Linked DNA regions of Homo sapiens: region 2 is linked to region 1. A link is an interaction called in ENCODE POLR2A ChIA-PET data of the cell type or tissue named here. Cell type or tissue: CD4-positive, alpha-beta T cell. All regions are shown on one strand.

What was found. ChIA-PET counts read pairs that join two places held together with the same protein. Peaks named below come from ENCODE experiments on the same cell type or tissue, not always from the same donor. Only the 100,000 strongest peaks of a DNase experiment are listed, where the experiment ranks them.
Region 2: POLR2A ChIA-PET joins it to region 1 with 13 read pairs; 26 of 35 experiments call an interaction of 5 or more read pairs at or near these places.

The regions. Positions count from the first base shown.
Region 1 is chr1:234,619,534-234,627,533 of GRCh38, forward strand. No RefSeq gene overlaps it. Among named protein-coding and RNA genes, the nearest start is that of LINC00184, 5.8 kb to the right of the region's middle. In CD4-positive, alpha-beta T cell, no CTCF peak of the experiment used is centred here; no DNase peak of the experiment used is centred here.
Region 2 is chr1:234,959,642-234,967,641 of GRCh38, forward strand. LINC02971 (long intergenic non-protein coding RNA 2971) reads left to right here. Exons shown (of 2, transcript NR_186179.1): 2 at 56-348. LNCATV (lncRNA negative regulator of antiviral signaling) reads right to left here and starts at 4,358. Exons shown (of 4, transcript NR_125945.1): 1 at 4,126-4,358; 2 at 200-275. RefSeq lists enhancers at 3,124-4,323, 3,637-3,936, 3,957-4,006. In CD4-positive, alpha-beta T cell, no CTCF peak of the experiment used is centred here; DNase peaks (open chromatin) are centred at 137, 2,540, 3,150, 3,730 and 2 weaker places; H3K4me3 peaks cover 1,273 bases; H3K27ac peaks cover 3,138 bases.

The DNA.
Region 1 (8,000 bases):
TTAAAATTGTCTGTTTTATTGAGAAATTGCTCAGAGATCATATACAATGAGAAACTCGGCTAGAAGAAGATAAACAAAACAAGTATAACAGAGACAACGTTCTTTTAAAACATTTCATTTTGCAGACCAATAATAAAACTTGTAAATCTTTTAAAAATACTTTTCTTATGGTGTATAAATTCTGATATTTTACTTGAAGCTAATAAAGCCACCATAGAGAAGAAAGTTAATTTTTTCTTCTTTAAGCTTTCCATAGGTAGTATAATTTAAATAATTCTGTGGTACAGTTTCAACACCTCAGATTGAGCACTTTTGTTTACGAAGTAAGAACAGTAATCCTCATGTAAAAAGGTGGTATTGCTACCCTAGACAGCAGATGGTGTTATTAAATACACAGGCAAAGTCTAAGGTCATAAGGAACTAACAATTAACCAGAAATACGATCTGTCACAGTCGTTTAATGGGTAACCTAACAGATATATACCGCTTGTATTCTTCTGAGTGGTGGGAGGTAAATAGTCAAGCTTCAGAGCAGTTGCACAATCGTTTAGAAATATTGTAATTATATTCTTATTTAAGCATTTAGGGAAACCAACAAGCGAGAAAGAAAGTGAAAATCAGTGTGATTTCCTCATAATACTGTGTCCTGTTAATCTGCTTTGAAAAATACTTTACAAATTCAGACAGCACAATTTCATAGCTATCCCTGAATCTAACTCGTCTCCCCAAACTAGGAATGTCAAAATTTTGAATTTTTTACTGCCAGTCTCAGTTGTTCTAAGATCTCTTTACATTATCATAGGTATAATTTTTGCCCCTGAAGTTTTCGTCGTGTGAAGGTAAAAAATTGGAGCATACACAACAGCAAATGGAAGCAGGGTGGCAGGAGACAGCTGGGAAACTGTAGTGGGGAGGAGAGGCAGTCAGCTGGTGGGGTGGACCGTAGGAAGAGAATGGTCTCACCAGTAAGGAATGGGTGGCACTATTAAAATCTGGATGTGGGCTCAATTTCTATTGTAAATCAAATATAAATCTATCACTAAAATAGGAGCTGGATACACAGTGCCCAAGTCCTCGTGAGAGTTTCCCAAGAAGGGTTTACCATGGAGAATGTGTCATCAGTTCCTTTTCAGTTAGGGCTTTTGAGGATGAGGAACTGAATCCTAAATTCACCCAAAGGAAAAATGGCCAACAGGGCAGCAACTAAGCCTGGATCACAAAGAACAAACTGCTTGGTTAGAATTTGGAAGAGTGGCTGGGTGCAGTAGTAATATAATCCCAGCACTCTGGGAGGCTGAGGCGGGAGGATCACTGGAGGCCAGGAGTTTGAGACTGGCCTGGGCAACATAGCAAGACCCCCATCTCTACAAAAAAAATACAAAAATCAAGGCCAGGTAGAGTGGCTTACACCTGCAATCCCAGGACTTTGGGAGGCTGGGGTCTCTACCAAAAAATTAAAAATTAGCCAGGTGTGGTGGTAGTGCATACCTGTAGTCCCAGCTACTAAGCAGGCTGAGGCAGGTGGATTGCTTGAGCCCAGGAGGTTGATGCTACAGTGATCCATGAACCATGATCACGCCACTGCACTCCAGCCTGGGGAACAAAGCGAGACCCAGTCTCTAAAAAAAAAAAAAAAAAAAAAAAAAAAGTTTGGAAGAGTGAACCTTGTCCCATAGGCAAATAACTACGAAGCATACCCAAGAGTCATGACTCTAGCCATTGTGTCAACCAATTGTAAAAACAGCATCTGGAAAAGCAAAAACATCCTCAGTGCCCCAGGTGAATAGAAGATGAACAATGAAAAGCAAGGTTCAGAGGTCACTGGCTGATCAGGCTAAAAAAGTGGGTAGATTCCAATCTTCGGACAAAAACTATTCTTAAAAGACAAAAAGTTATTCAGTTTCCTTGCTGTTGGATTTGGTGAGGATGTCTGAGTCCCAGAAAATGCATACTAATAAGGACTTTTTTCTTATACAGTTTCATGCATTTATATATGTTTATTTAAATTTCTCTAAATTTAATTTGAATAAGGCAGGCAACAGCATCTCAGGGCACAGACTCATAACTGGAGACCTTCATCCACAAGCTTAGCTAGCTAGATTTTCCGTGTGGCCAGGACGCCTGCTGAAACTTCCAGCAGTCCTCAGAAAAACTGATGAGATACCCTTGGGCTGAATGAGTAAGAACTTTCTGGAGAGTGGAAGACTGGTGAAAGTCCAGCTGGAAAAACATATGGCAGCAGAGGCGGAAAGAGTGCTTTATGACCGGGAGCTTTATAAAAAAAATGTCTGAAGGCTCAAGGCAGCCGTTACAACCTAAGATCCTACTAAGCATGATGGATGTTTTTACTTCTAGGATTGTCTCCAATTTACCTGGACCACAGCCAGCACCGTATCCTCAGGCACCCCATGGGACAGTACATACAGAAGAACAGCATCACACCACATCCTATCACCAAGGCCAGGATTCTGTGCCTCTGCCCCCCTCCCCACCTCCTTGAAACGGGGGAAGTAGGGGGAAGAGTCAATTCTTCTTGGAGCACATGAGATGGTAGCTTGCTGTGTTGTCCTGAAAGAAAACAAAGTTTGTAAATCACTGTAGATAGTTTTTTTTTTTTTTTTGTAATAGATATGTCGGGAGGGAAAATGACTATGGTAAATTCCATTCTCAACCACACATTAACTCAGAGAATTCTTGAGCTACACAGTGACAGACTGAGCTCAAGGAGAAAGACAGGCATTCTGAGTTTCAGACTACGGAGCCATTTGGAGGTGACATGTACAGAACAATGCACAGCTTTGAGATTTTATATTGGTCCTTCCCTGCCCAATGTCATTTCCAAACTAATAGAAAGGAATATTTTATTTTTTCATGTTAACTCTTCATTATAATCATCTCTTACTGCAATGACCATTTGTATCTGTTACTGAGAACAGGTATAACTAGCTTTAAGAACATTCTACATGGAATGATATATTCCTTAGAAAGAAATCAATTAAGAGGTGATTATTCACAATTACAAAAGGACCCTTTATAAAGTCTGTAATTTACCACAGGTTTAAAGAAAAGTACAGTTGACCTTTGAACAACACAGGTTTGAATGGCACAGGTACATGCATTGATTTTCTCTTGCTTCTGCCACCCCTAAGACAAAGAGACCAACCCCTGCTCTTCCTCCTCCTCCTCAGCCTACTTCACTTAAAGACAAAGAGAATGAAGACCTTTATGATGACCCACTTCCACTTAATCAATAGCAAATATATTTTCTCTTCTTTTTTTTTTTTTTGAGACAGTCTGGCTCTGTTGCCCAGGATGGCACAATCTCAGCTCACTGCAACCTCCACCTCCTGGGTTCAAGCAATTCTCCTGCCTCAGCCTCCCGAGTAGCTGGGATTATAGGCGCCCGCCAACATGCCCGGCTAATTTTTGTATTTTTAGTAGAGACTGGGTTTCACCATGTTGGCCAGGCTGGTCTCGAACTCCTGACCTCAAGTGATCTGCCCGCCTGAGCCTCCCAAAATGCTGGGACTACAGGTCTGAGCCACTGTGCCCAGCCCCTCTTCTTTACAATTTTCTTAATAACATTTTCTTTTCTCTAGCTTCCTTTTTCTGTAAGAATACATTATATAATAAGACACATACAAAATCTGCATTCATGGACTGTTTATGTTATTTGTAAGACTTCTAGTCAACAGGTAGGCTATTAGTAGTTAAGTTTTTGGAGAGTCAAAGTTAAACTCAGATTTTTGAATTCGCAGGGGTTGGCACCCTGACTTCCATGTTGTTCAAGGTCAAATGTACTTAAATAGTATTAGATTTTTTAAATGTAATCAACATAGACTTGTTAAAGCTCCGCACAAGTTGCTTTGGAGAGGCAAGCATGTGGACCTCTTTTCATGGATGCCTCAGCGGTGGCATCTGTAATGTAGCCATTGCAGACACCACTGTTTTTCTTCAACAGACAATACTGTCTCCCTTTCGGCTTCTCTGATGGATGTTTCACCACTATTTTACTTAAGCTGTGTTGACAGTAGAAGCAGCAATTACTGTAGTCACAAAAATCAGGGCCTACCTTTATTACCCGATCATTATGACAATTATCCCCACCCCCCGTTTTCTCTTTGTCCGTGCACACACATTTCCAAGGCATGTATTTTCATTACCAGACAGAGAAGGGCCTACAGGTCAATTGCACACACTCCGTACTGATAAAGTAATGTCATTAACTTTTGATTTTTTAAAAAAAGCAAATGACAGTCCTCTATTCCTGGATTGTGTTTTTCGTCTTAGGTACTCAAGTAAAAACCAAGATGGTGTCTCTCTCTCTCTCTCTCTCTCTCTCATATATATATATGCACACACACACACACACACACACACACACACACACATATTTAATTTTAATAATGTCAGGCAGTATGTGTTTTGTTTGGAATGCACTTTGCACCCATGAGCAAAAGCCAGCACTGTGAATCTAAAACTACCTGGGCCTAATGAGGAAAGGCTTTGAAACCTGGGCATTTTCTAAATGTTCAGGGAGAGAAAACAAAGTCACCTCTTCTTAACAAAAACTTTTCTCTTTAGGGGGCTCCAGGGCTGTTAAGAACGATTTGGGCCAGGGACTGGCCAGATTTTTGTTCTTTTGAATGGTGTCCCCACTTCCCCTTTCTGGGGACCTCAGTGGACTTCTTTTGCATTTCCTGGCTCTGTTTCACACAATGCTTAGAGCTTCAAATCCCACTTCTCTGCAGTTACTCCAAGGTTTAAGCTGTGGGAAAGTCACTCAGGCTATGTGGCGGGGGCCAGCTTTGCTTCTGCTGCTGTACTGCTGTGTCAACACACCACTTCTCTGTGCCTCTGTAAATTGATATAACAACGGCAACAACAAAACCGACTGCCAAGTCAGTATGTGATTTACAAATATGTCCAGAGACCATTCAGTATCAGTATCAGCCAGCAGATAAAGCACAGGGCTTAGAGTCAGAGAGCCTGGGGTCTTATTCCAGCTCTACCACTTTTATCAGTTGTGTGATCCTAGGCAAGTGACTTAAACCTTCTGTGTCTCAATTTCCCTATCTGTGAAAAATGGGTCTAAAGTTAGTACTTACTGCAGAGGTTGATGGGGGGATTAAATGATGTGCAAAATGCCTGGAACAGTGCATGGTCCATGGCAAGCCCTGGATTCACATTGGCTTTTATGTTACGTTAGTTCCAGACTTTGCTAAATCAGGCACTTCTAAAACCAGCCAGTTCTGCTGCTGCTGCTCATGGCCAGGCTTCAGGATCCTTAGGAACAATCTCTGCTGTTTAGCAGTCCTCCTCGTCCACCACTCCATGGAAGTAGCTGTCATCAGAGCTGCCAATGACTTCCCTGTGACCATCTCCAAGAAGTTCTTAGCGCTCTGATCCTTTCTGAGTCATCTGCCACTTTGGATATCACTCCTTGGCATCTTTTTCTCACTTTGACTCTTAAAGAAATATCCTGTACCTACTGAACTTCTTTCCCTATGTTTTTATTTTATGTGTTTGCTCTCTGCCTCCCCACATCCCCAACTCCCTACTCCACACTGGAAGTGTCAGTACTTGGCACATCGTAGATGCTCAATAAATGTTTGTGAACTGATTTGAACTGTGTCGTTGAAGTAGTTCCTCAACTCTGTCCCTTTGTATCATTTTCTTGATATTTGAGCCCTTGCTGCTCTGCCTGGAATCTCTGCTATGATGAAGCAAACCCTTCAACATCTTCTCACTTATAGTTCATCTTTTTCTCTTTTTGAGCCTTGAAATTCATTTTATTTTATTTTGTATATTTTTTGAGACAGGATCCCACTCTGTTGCCCAGGCTGGAGTACAGTGGTGCAATCATGGCTCCCTGCAGCTTCGACCTCCCAGGCTCAGGTGATCCTCCTGCCTCAGCCTCCCCGAGTAGCTGGGACTACAGGTGTGCACCAACACACCTAGCTGATTTTATGTATGTTTTGTAGAGACAGGAGTTTGTCATGTTGCCCAGGCTGGTCTTGAACTCCTGGGCTCAAGCGATCCACCTACCTCAGCCTTCCAAAGTTTTGGGGTTATAGGCATGAGCCAACACATCCAGCCTGAAATTCTTTGTAATTAAATTAACCTGTCCCAAGTTTCCAATTTTGGGAGGGAGGTATATTTTTAAAGTCTAAATTTCATTTTATTCAGGAAACAGGAATTAAGCCCCACCACACATCAAAACTACATACTATTATCCTAAAAATAACTCCTCTTGAGGCATGTAAGATGCATGTTAACAAGGGAATCATATTCTCTGAGTGGCAGAACCCAACATTTTAATATGCATTTTATGGGTGTGGTGGCACATGCGTGTAGTCCCAGCTACTCAAGAGGCCGAGGTAGGAGGATCACTTGAGCCCAAGAGTTCAAGGCTGCGGTGAACTATGATGGCACCTCTGCACTCTAGCCTGGGCAACAGAGCAACATGCTGTCTCTTAAAAAATAAAAAATAAAGTTGATTTCTTTTCTTTTTTTTCTTTTTTGAGATGGAGTCTCGCTCTTTCACCCAGGCTGGAGTGCAATGGTACAATCTTGGCTCACTGCAACCTCCGCCTCCCGAGTTCAAGCAATTCTCCTGCCTCAGCCTCCTGAGTAGCTGGGATTACAGGCATGTGTCACCACGCCTGGCTAATTTTTGTATTTTTAGTAGAGACGAGGTTTCACCATGTTGGTCAGGCTGGTCTTGAACTCCTGACGTTGTGATCCACCCGCCTCAGCCTCCCAAAGTGCTGGGATTATAGGCATGAGCCAGCACGCCCCACCCAAAATTGATTTCTTAAAGACAGTGAAGTATGATAACTGTTGGTTTGATCTTGCCCTGAAGCCGAATAAAGGTTTGACCTATGAGAATCAAGGACAATTAAAATATTAGCTTATAGCATAAAAAGAGAAGCAGACTTCCCCTTACATGCACACACATACACACACTCTCTTTCTGAAGTCAACTATACATAATTTTTAAGACATTACACATTGGATTGTTCCCACTATCACGCGATCTTGTAATGATCAGGACTGTCTTCTTTGTTACATGTAGTAGGGACCAAGATACTTTTAGGGCCTCATGAAAATGTTTGATTTTAATTTATTTTAAAATCAGGGCCGGGTGCAGTGGCACACACCTGTAATCCCAGCACTTTGGGAGGCCAAGGTGGGAGGATTGCTTGAGTCCAGGAGTTCAAGACCAGTTTGTGCAACGTGGCAAAACTGCGTCTCTACAAAAAAAAAAAAAAAAAAAAAAAATTGCGTAGTGGTGCATGCCTGTAGTCCCAACTACTTGGGAGGCTGAGGTGGGAGGATCACTTGAGCCTGGGAAGCGGAGGTCACAGTTAGTCAAGATAGCTCCACTGCCCTCCAGCCTGGGTGACAGAGTGAGACCCTATCTCAAAAAACAAATAAATAAAATCAGAACGAAAAAATATAATAATCACAAGTACATAAGAACAAATTCATATACTTTTTAATTTTATTTTTAATGAAGAAAGGAGCCCACAAAGACAAAAATACCCTCAGCATTTCCAGGCACCACAAGAGTCACAATGAGGCCCTAGTAAGGACACCAATCCAGTTGAAGTTCATGTATTCATACTGAGTACTCCTGGAAATTTTCATATTTTAAATTTATATATTGCGCAAGACTTAGTCTTTGATTTTCTAGTTTTTTCTATTTATACTAACACCTCAGAGACCTAATACATTTCATGGCCTTTGTTTACTGTCTCTATCGTAATGACTTCCAAGTCCCTCTCTTCTCTATTCTTGTGTTGGAGTTCTAATTTTGTACTTCTAAGTACCTGTTGGGTATTTCCACCTGTGTATCTCATCGCTGGCTCAGCCGACAAACACATCACTGAGCTCACCATCTTCCCCTGCTCTTCGGTTTTCTCTCTTCAATTTTCCTGTCTATTAGAGTTCCTGCTAACTCTGTAGTCATTAATGAACCAACCACAAGCTTGTCT
Region 2 (8,000 bases), 340 kb after region 1:
GAGGGTCTTTGATGCCTCATTTTTCTTCTTGTGTTTTTATTTTCCCTTTTTGCAGATCTCTGCATTTAATGAGGAAGTGCTGTCAGCAGAAAGGAGAGGAAGCTTCACCCCGACCATCCGCAGGACCCACATCCCTCTCAGCGGGAAGGCAGAATCATTCATCTATTGCTCTCCTTGAAGGGCAGCTCCAGACACTCACGTGGACACAAGTAGGAAAAGCACAGAGTGTGTCATCACACTGTGTACCTCATACAGGTGACGTCCTGGAGAAACCTCTGGAAAAACAGAAATTTTATGACCCACAATTAAAATGATTTAAGTAATAAATAACCCTGATAGCTTGCCCCACCAAGTGTATGCTATGTTCCACACCCCAGGCCCCTCCACATCCATCTCCTTGCCGAGCCCTCTAACAACCTTACAAGGGAGAGACTTTTTACCCTCACTTCCCAGAGGAGGACACTGAGGCCAAAGAAGGGAAGGGATTCCCCAGGTGACACCGTAAGTGACAGAGTCAAGACCCACATGGCCTGGCTGAAGTCAAGGTCACCCTAATTCCTCACACAGCCCCACCAGAGGTTCCCACAGTGCTGTGTGCCAGCCAGGTGATAAGGCCTTTCCACAAAGGACATCAAAATACCTCAACAGGCTGGACGCGGTGGCTCACATCTGTAATCCCGACACTTTGGGAGGCCGAAGCAGGCGGATCACCTGAGGTCAGGAGTTCAAGGCCAGCCTGGCCAACATGGCAAAACCCCATCTCTACTAAAAATACAAAAAATTAGCCAGGCATGGTGGTGGATGCCTGTAATCCCAGCTACTCGGGAGGCTGAGGCAGGAGAATCGCTTGAACCCGGGAGGCAGAGGTTGCAGTGAGCCAAGATCGTGCCATTACACTCCAGCCTGGGTGACAGAACGAGACTCCATCTCAAAAAAAAAACAAAAAAAACCTCATCATCAGTAGAGAACTGTCACCTTCCTAAACGAGGAAACTGACACTTTTAAAAGCAAACAGATTTCTGAACTTGGGGTTAATGATAAAACTGGAAAAACATAAAAGACTCCCTGTTCCTCTCCTCCATTATCAATATGTGCCTTAGATTTGGATGCCAAGTCAAATCTCACCAGAACTATATCCTCCATGGTAACTTATTAAAGAGTCAATCAAAGTTTGCTTTAAGAGAAAAGTAAATACACCCAACTTTCCATACAATGCCGGACCCCGAGTTCACTTCCTGGTTTCACTGTTGACTCAGGTTGCAATCCTAGATAAGTAACTACACATGCTCACTGCCCTGGGCCCAAAGCTGGGGCGAGAGCCTGGAATCAGCGCACCCCCAAGAATTCCGGAACATGGGAAGATGCCCATCTTTCATGGAGGGGGCATGCCTCGAAGAGGAAAATCAGGCAAAAGGCCGTGTGCAAAGCTCCACGTGCAGGTGCAAGCTGCTTGTCCCTGAGTCTCTGATTGCGAGGAAAGGGGTCACCCGCTGGTCGCACCACCAACAAAGCCCTGCCATCCTTTGGCTCTGCGCTCACCCATAATTACTGGGCGTGAGGTGGGAAGGGCCGCCCTTTGGGACTCAGGTGGTGGGGAGGCTGCAGAACAGAGTCGGCAAGTCAACTCCAATCACAGTAAGCATTTTCAAAGAAACACATAAAAATAGCCAGAAGTGGGTCAGCACTTCCAGTGAGGTTAGAGACAGGAAATTGGGACAGACTCCCGGTCCTGTGTAGAGAGATAAAAGTTTTATTTCATAAGTACAAACTCATACTCTTTCCAATCTGATTCCTCGTTTCTTTTCTTTTGCTTTTTCATCTCCTCTGTCTTTTGGATACACAGGAAACACACACACACAGCTAACAAAAACAGTGTGATGTTGGAATCTTGCTCCTTCAGTTCTAAGGTCCTCTTTTTCCTGAAGCTGAAGAAAAAAGATACTTAAAGAAAACTTACTTGAGAGTCAGGCAGGAAGGGGAGATGGGATACACACTTTCCCTATCTTTCAGGTTTCTGCAATCTCAGCGCATGCTGCTTAAGAGGAAAAGAGCAGCAAAGCAGATGAAAAGCACTGCATCCTTAAGTGATTTACCTGTTCCCAAGCAGGCCTGCCTCACACCTGCCTCCCCCCAGTTCCCTGTCATTGACCCTCCCGCCACCATATCTGTGGCATCTGGTGTGCTGCACACACAGTATATGTGTGCAAGTGCATGGTATATACACATAGCACACATGCATACATGCTATAAACACATGCCCATATATAGGCTCAGTGCACAGGTACGCACAGTGCTCAGGTACACAGAGTACACACACCTGCTAGCCACATACACTCTCAGTGTACACACATGGTGCTCATGCACACATGGTAGTGCATGGTGAATCCACATAGCATCCATGCACACACACAGTACCCACACACACACGCGGTACATACACATGGCACCCCTGCACATACACAGTAGACATGCGTAACCCAGAAAGTGGTTCTTGCTCTCTCTGCAACCTTAAGACTTTGGCAGTTTTTGTTAACTCCCACACTTGGCAGGATTACATTTCCTTGTGGCCTCAATGACGTGATAGGGCAGATTTATTGGGCTTACAGAAAAAAAGAGAGAGGAGAGAGAGCGAGAGAGCGAACAGTAAACTCTGCTGTGCAGTCAACCTGGACCTTGGTTTTAAGTTGCACATCATCAGGGCCAAGAGAGAAGATTTGGCAACATGGGGTGGTTTGGTGAGAGTCGGCATGTTTCACTGGTAATCTGCTGGAGCACTAAAATATATACATCCAAAGGTTACCTTCTTTCAATTCACTGAAAAATAAAAGGAGCTTCAAGGCTGGACCAAATAACACACATAAATAACTCATGCATGCCTGCATGCATAGATGCAAACATACATACCCAAGATGTGTAGCAAACAAAACAGGCACAGTGCTTTCAGGAGAAACTTGGGTGTGGAAGTAAGTTCTACCTTTTTGCTCTATTTTCCTCCTGGAGGGAGAGAGGAAAAGCAGCTGCCTAAATGCTCAGTCAGCCCACAAGCTGTCATGCGTGACTATCTCCAGGGCAGACAGGAGAGCAGGAACCCCTTTCTGAAGCTGAGTTCTGATGCAGAATGTTTTCAGGGCTTAAGACAGCCCCCACACAGCTAGCCAACAGAACTTTCTGGGCTGCGGTCAGTTAGCTATGTCGCACAGGAATGGCATCTGCTTTCACTTATTTCAGAACTCAAGCATAAGTCCTGGGAGTATTTGACCAAAAGAGCCTCCCGCTTGGCGTGCGAGGGTTAGGTTTCCAGAAGATGTAGCACGTACCTGCGCTTTCAACTCCCAGAAGCCAAAGCTATGGAAAGATCTCAGCGTGTTTTTTTTTTAATTTTATTTTAAAATCATACCGTTTTAAAAGTTCTGCTTGTTATAAATCCAGCCTGAAAGCAGATGAATGAAACATAGACCCACACAAAAAAAATCTACAAGAATAGATCTTTTTTTTTTTTAACTTGGGGTTTTTGAGGAGGGATTTTAGAGGAGTGGCGGGGAAGCTACTCAGTCGAGATAAACTCCTTAAAAGCATGGGCAAAATTCCCTTTTCTGTGACCAGTTTTTTTAAAAATGACAAAGTCACACAAGAGAGGAAATGAAAAGGGAAATTTTTAGACTTCTCATCTGTGCTGAAAGCCCCGGGCTGTTTCAGAACCCGGTCAGGGTAACCGTCAGGCCTGCGGTCACCGCGCTGCAATCCCAGGAGGCCTTGCGTCAGCGGCCATTATATCAATAAGGAAGTACAATCACCAAACCACAAGCCGGCTTCTTTTCTAAGCCCACATGTTGCTTTAGAGGGTTTTCAAACAAGAGACTTTCCTGTTTTTGAAACCTGTGAATCCACAGGTCTTACAGGTTACTCAAATTATCTTATCACTTGCAGCATGAATTTCAAAACTGCTTACTCCAGCCTTCCCCTCCCCTGGAGGAACAGACGTCCATTTACAAACCAGAATCCTTATTTACAGTGTCCCGTTGCCAATTGCTGACACAGAAGGGGGAAAAAATACCAGTTATACATTAAGCTTTAAGGTTAAAGTATCTGTGCCAGACGCTGTCCAAACACCATCTATTCACTGACCTGAAGGCAGGATGACCACACCGGAGAAAATTCTACAGAAACAGTTTTGCGGTCACAGCAGTATTCCTTCACAGAGCCAGGCTATGTTTCCTGCAGATGCATACACATGCTTGCAAATGTACTGTAAGAAATCATCACAATTCACAGGAAACATATTTATCCTAAGATGTGTAGCAAATCTGTTGGAAATTTTTAAGCACAGCCAAAAGACATCCCAAACCACCTATGAGGTTGCTTCCCAGGTTGCTGGAAAAATCAACGTAGGATAGCATCGGTAGAGGACGCTACCGCGGCGCAGGTGAAAGATGTAAACAGTGCAATCTAAATCTTCAATGGGATGCAAGTCAGACTTATTTTTCTCTTGAGCAAATAAAAAGATTCAGATTAAAGAGTGCCTTATAGAACTGGTACAGAGTTCTACATAGAACTGATATAGAGTTCATCTAATAAGAGTGTCTTATAGATGAGATAAATCCATAAACAAACGTCTCTCTTTCCTGCTCAGCTCAGCAGCTTGAGAAAGATGTGCCACACCTAACAACTGCATTTGACAGCCATCTCCTGGTTTAACTTCTACCCTGGCCAGCGGCCACTTAGCGTTGCCCCAGCAATGCCTGCAGACTTCATCACGCGCTCCCTCGCTGGAAGCGTCCCTCCTAAGGCAGACCTGAAGTTCACAGAGGGCTTCTGGACAGTAGTTCACATTCTGTTTTCAATGGTGGCCTAATCAGACTGAGAATAAACAACAAGTGAACTTTATCCTGCAGCTACAACCAGTGAACTCTAAGCCCATTTCACAGAATGCACACAGCAATAATGGATCTAGCAGACACTTATCTAATCTCACACTTTCCGTCTTTTTGGGTTATAATCAACACTTAGCTCATCAACACACACACACACACACACACGCACATCTTCCAAAAAAGAACCTGCTCTCAGTTTAAGCACACTGAGATTTTATTTATCTTATTTTATTTGTCTGCATTCCAATAAACCTTCTAACATTGAAATGTTGAGACAGACACTCTAAAGTCAGGATGCTGTGATGTTTATGTTTGAGGGAGGGTTCTTTCAAAGTAGCCAAAATTGTCTCTCTTAGGAAATGTGAAGTGTGAATGAAGCCACACCAAAAAGTCTCAGAAGTAAATCTCTCAAAGATTATGACCAGCCTGTTGTGGAATAACGCAATATATCCTTAGAGGAAAATACAATAAAGTAAGAGAATTCCAGGCTTCCTACACAGGCCCAGTAGGTATTTTTTATCTTAATAACTCGTTGGTAAATGGCCTACTATGTCCATAGGAAAAGCATCCTCTTCTTCAACTGTGTTTTAAAAAGAATAACTTCTTCTTTCCTCCTTTGGAAAAGCCATTGCTCCAAAATTCACATAAAACAAATACAGACTGGTTTTCTGTTCCTTTCACTTTCTGTCCCTATCACTTTAGGCTGTGGTAACCAGGACTTCTAGGCCTAAATATGCTTGCCTGATTTTGCCTGAGTTTGCTGGAGAATTGCTCAACCACCCTCTCACTTTGGCTGTGTAGACCATAGCTCTTGCCCTCCCTCCAGGGGAGAGGCATTAACTAATGAAGAAAACAGTGACTCCCCTCTTCTGCCACCACTGACACTCCATACCCAGGCCTGTGCCACCAGGCCTGCTTCCAGGACTGTGGGCTGCCTGTTCCCTGCTATCCTGAGCCTTCCAGCTCCAGTGCCAACAAGGGCACTAGGTAATGGGTACTTCTGATGAAGGACACTGCATGAGATCTTCCCATCACTTAGAGAAGTGTTCCATTTGGGGTCATTACCAACCCTGTCTACTCAGACCAGCAAAGCATAGAGAAAAATAGGATGGATAGGCAAGTATAAGGCATCACCTTATATCTGTGTCTTAAAAAGCTCTTTATATTACAGAATTTCTTTATTTGGAACAACAAAATACTCTGAAGGGAATCTCATGAATTTTAGTTTGGAACGTTTATAGAGGTTGTCTGGAAGAATAGTTTTTGTTGATTTGGTTTTTTAATACAAAGAAAAATAAAAGCTTTTGTAGTTATTCTTGAAGGTATGACCTCCAATTACAAGCATGAGAGATATTGTAAGCAAGTCCTTTTCTTTTCTTTTTTTTTTTTTTTTAAGAGACAAGGTCTCACCATGTTGCCCAGGCTGGTCTCAAACTCCTGTACTCAAGCAATCTGCCCACCTCAGCCTCGCAAAGTGCTGGGATTATAGGTGTGAGCCACTACACCCAGCCTGTAAGCCAGTCTTTTAAAGCTCATTTTAAACTTTTTTTTTCTTTTTTGGGACAGGGTCTTGCTCTGTCATCTAGGCTGGACTACAGTGGCACAATCTCAGCACACTGCAACCTCCATCATCTCCAAAGTTCAAGCAATTCTCGTGCCTCAGCCTCCCGAGTAGCTGGGATTACAGGTGCCCACCACCATGCCTGTCTAATGTTTGTATTTTCAGTAGAGACAGGGTTTCACCATGTTGGCCAGGATGGTCTAGAACTGCTGACCTCAAGTGATCCACCTGCCTCAGCCTCCTAAAGTGCTGGGATTACAGGCGTGAGCCACGAGGCCCAGCCCATTTTAAACTTTTATTATGACAATGTTTATTTTATATTTTAAAATTTTATTATGACAAAAGGAGCATATAGCACAGTGACTCTCCATATAACTGTCACTCGATTAACAATTACTCGATTTTTTGATGTTTGCTTCATTTATTGTGTTTTACTTTTTTTCTCTTTGCTGAAATCTTTTAAAGAGCATCGCAGGCCTCATGCCATTTCACTCCTTCCTACTTTAGTATGCACCTCTAAAATGCATGAATATTTCCTTACATAGCCCCATGAAGATCCCTTTTAAAAGCAATACAAGAAGTCAGCTTTGTGGAGATGGCAAATAGCACATGGCTATGAAGGCTTGAGATAACATTTCCAGTGAGCATAGCATACAGACTCAAAAAGTCCGAAATCTCAAAGGCAGTTGGACAGAAGCAAGATGAAGTATTCTGGAAGATTGAGTCAGATCATTCAAAAAGGGACACAAGGCTGAGCATGGTGGCTCATGCCTGTAATCCCAACACTTTGGGAGACCGTGGCAGGCAGATTGCCTGAGATCAGGAGCTCAAGACCCAGCCTGGCCAACATGGTGAAACCCCGTCTCCACTAAAAATACAAAAATAAGCCGGGTGTGGCGGCACACGCCCATAATCCCAGCTACTTGGGAGGCTGAGGCAGGAGAATCACTCGAACCTGGGAGGCAGAGGTTGTAGTGAACCGAGGTTGTGCCACTGCACTCCAGCCTGGGTGACAGAGCGAGAGTCCATCTCAAAAAAAAAAAGATGGGGGGCACAAGTGATGACAAAGACTGTTGATAAATAGTCTGAATAATGAGTAACAAAAAAGCAAGATTCCTAAATAAGTATATTTATGCATGTGATTCTAAATATAACTGGCCAGCCGCGGTGTCTCACGCCTGTAATCCTAGCGCTTTGGGAGGTCCAGGCAGGCGAATCACTTGAGGTCAAGAGTTCCAGACCAGCCTGGCCAACATGGTGACCTGTCTCTACTAACAATACAAAAATTAGTCAGGCGGGGTGGCACGTGCCTGTAGTCCCAGCTACTCCGGAGGCTGAGGCAGGAGAATCGTTTGAACCTGGAAATGGAGGTTGCAACGAGCCAAGATCGCACCACTGCACTCCAGCTTCGGTGACAGAGCAAGATTCTGTCTCAAACGAATAAATAAATAAACAAACAAACAAGTAACCAAGTCAATAAATTAAATTCTTAACTAGAAATATGACTATTTCACTTACATCATTAAAAGTATATATTCAAGCCACCAGGCATGGTGGTTCATGTCTGT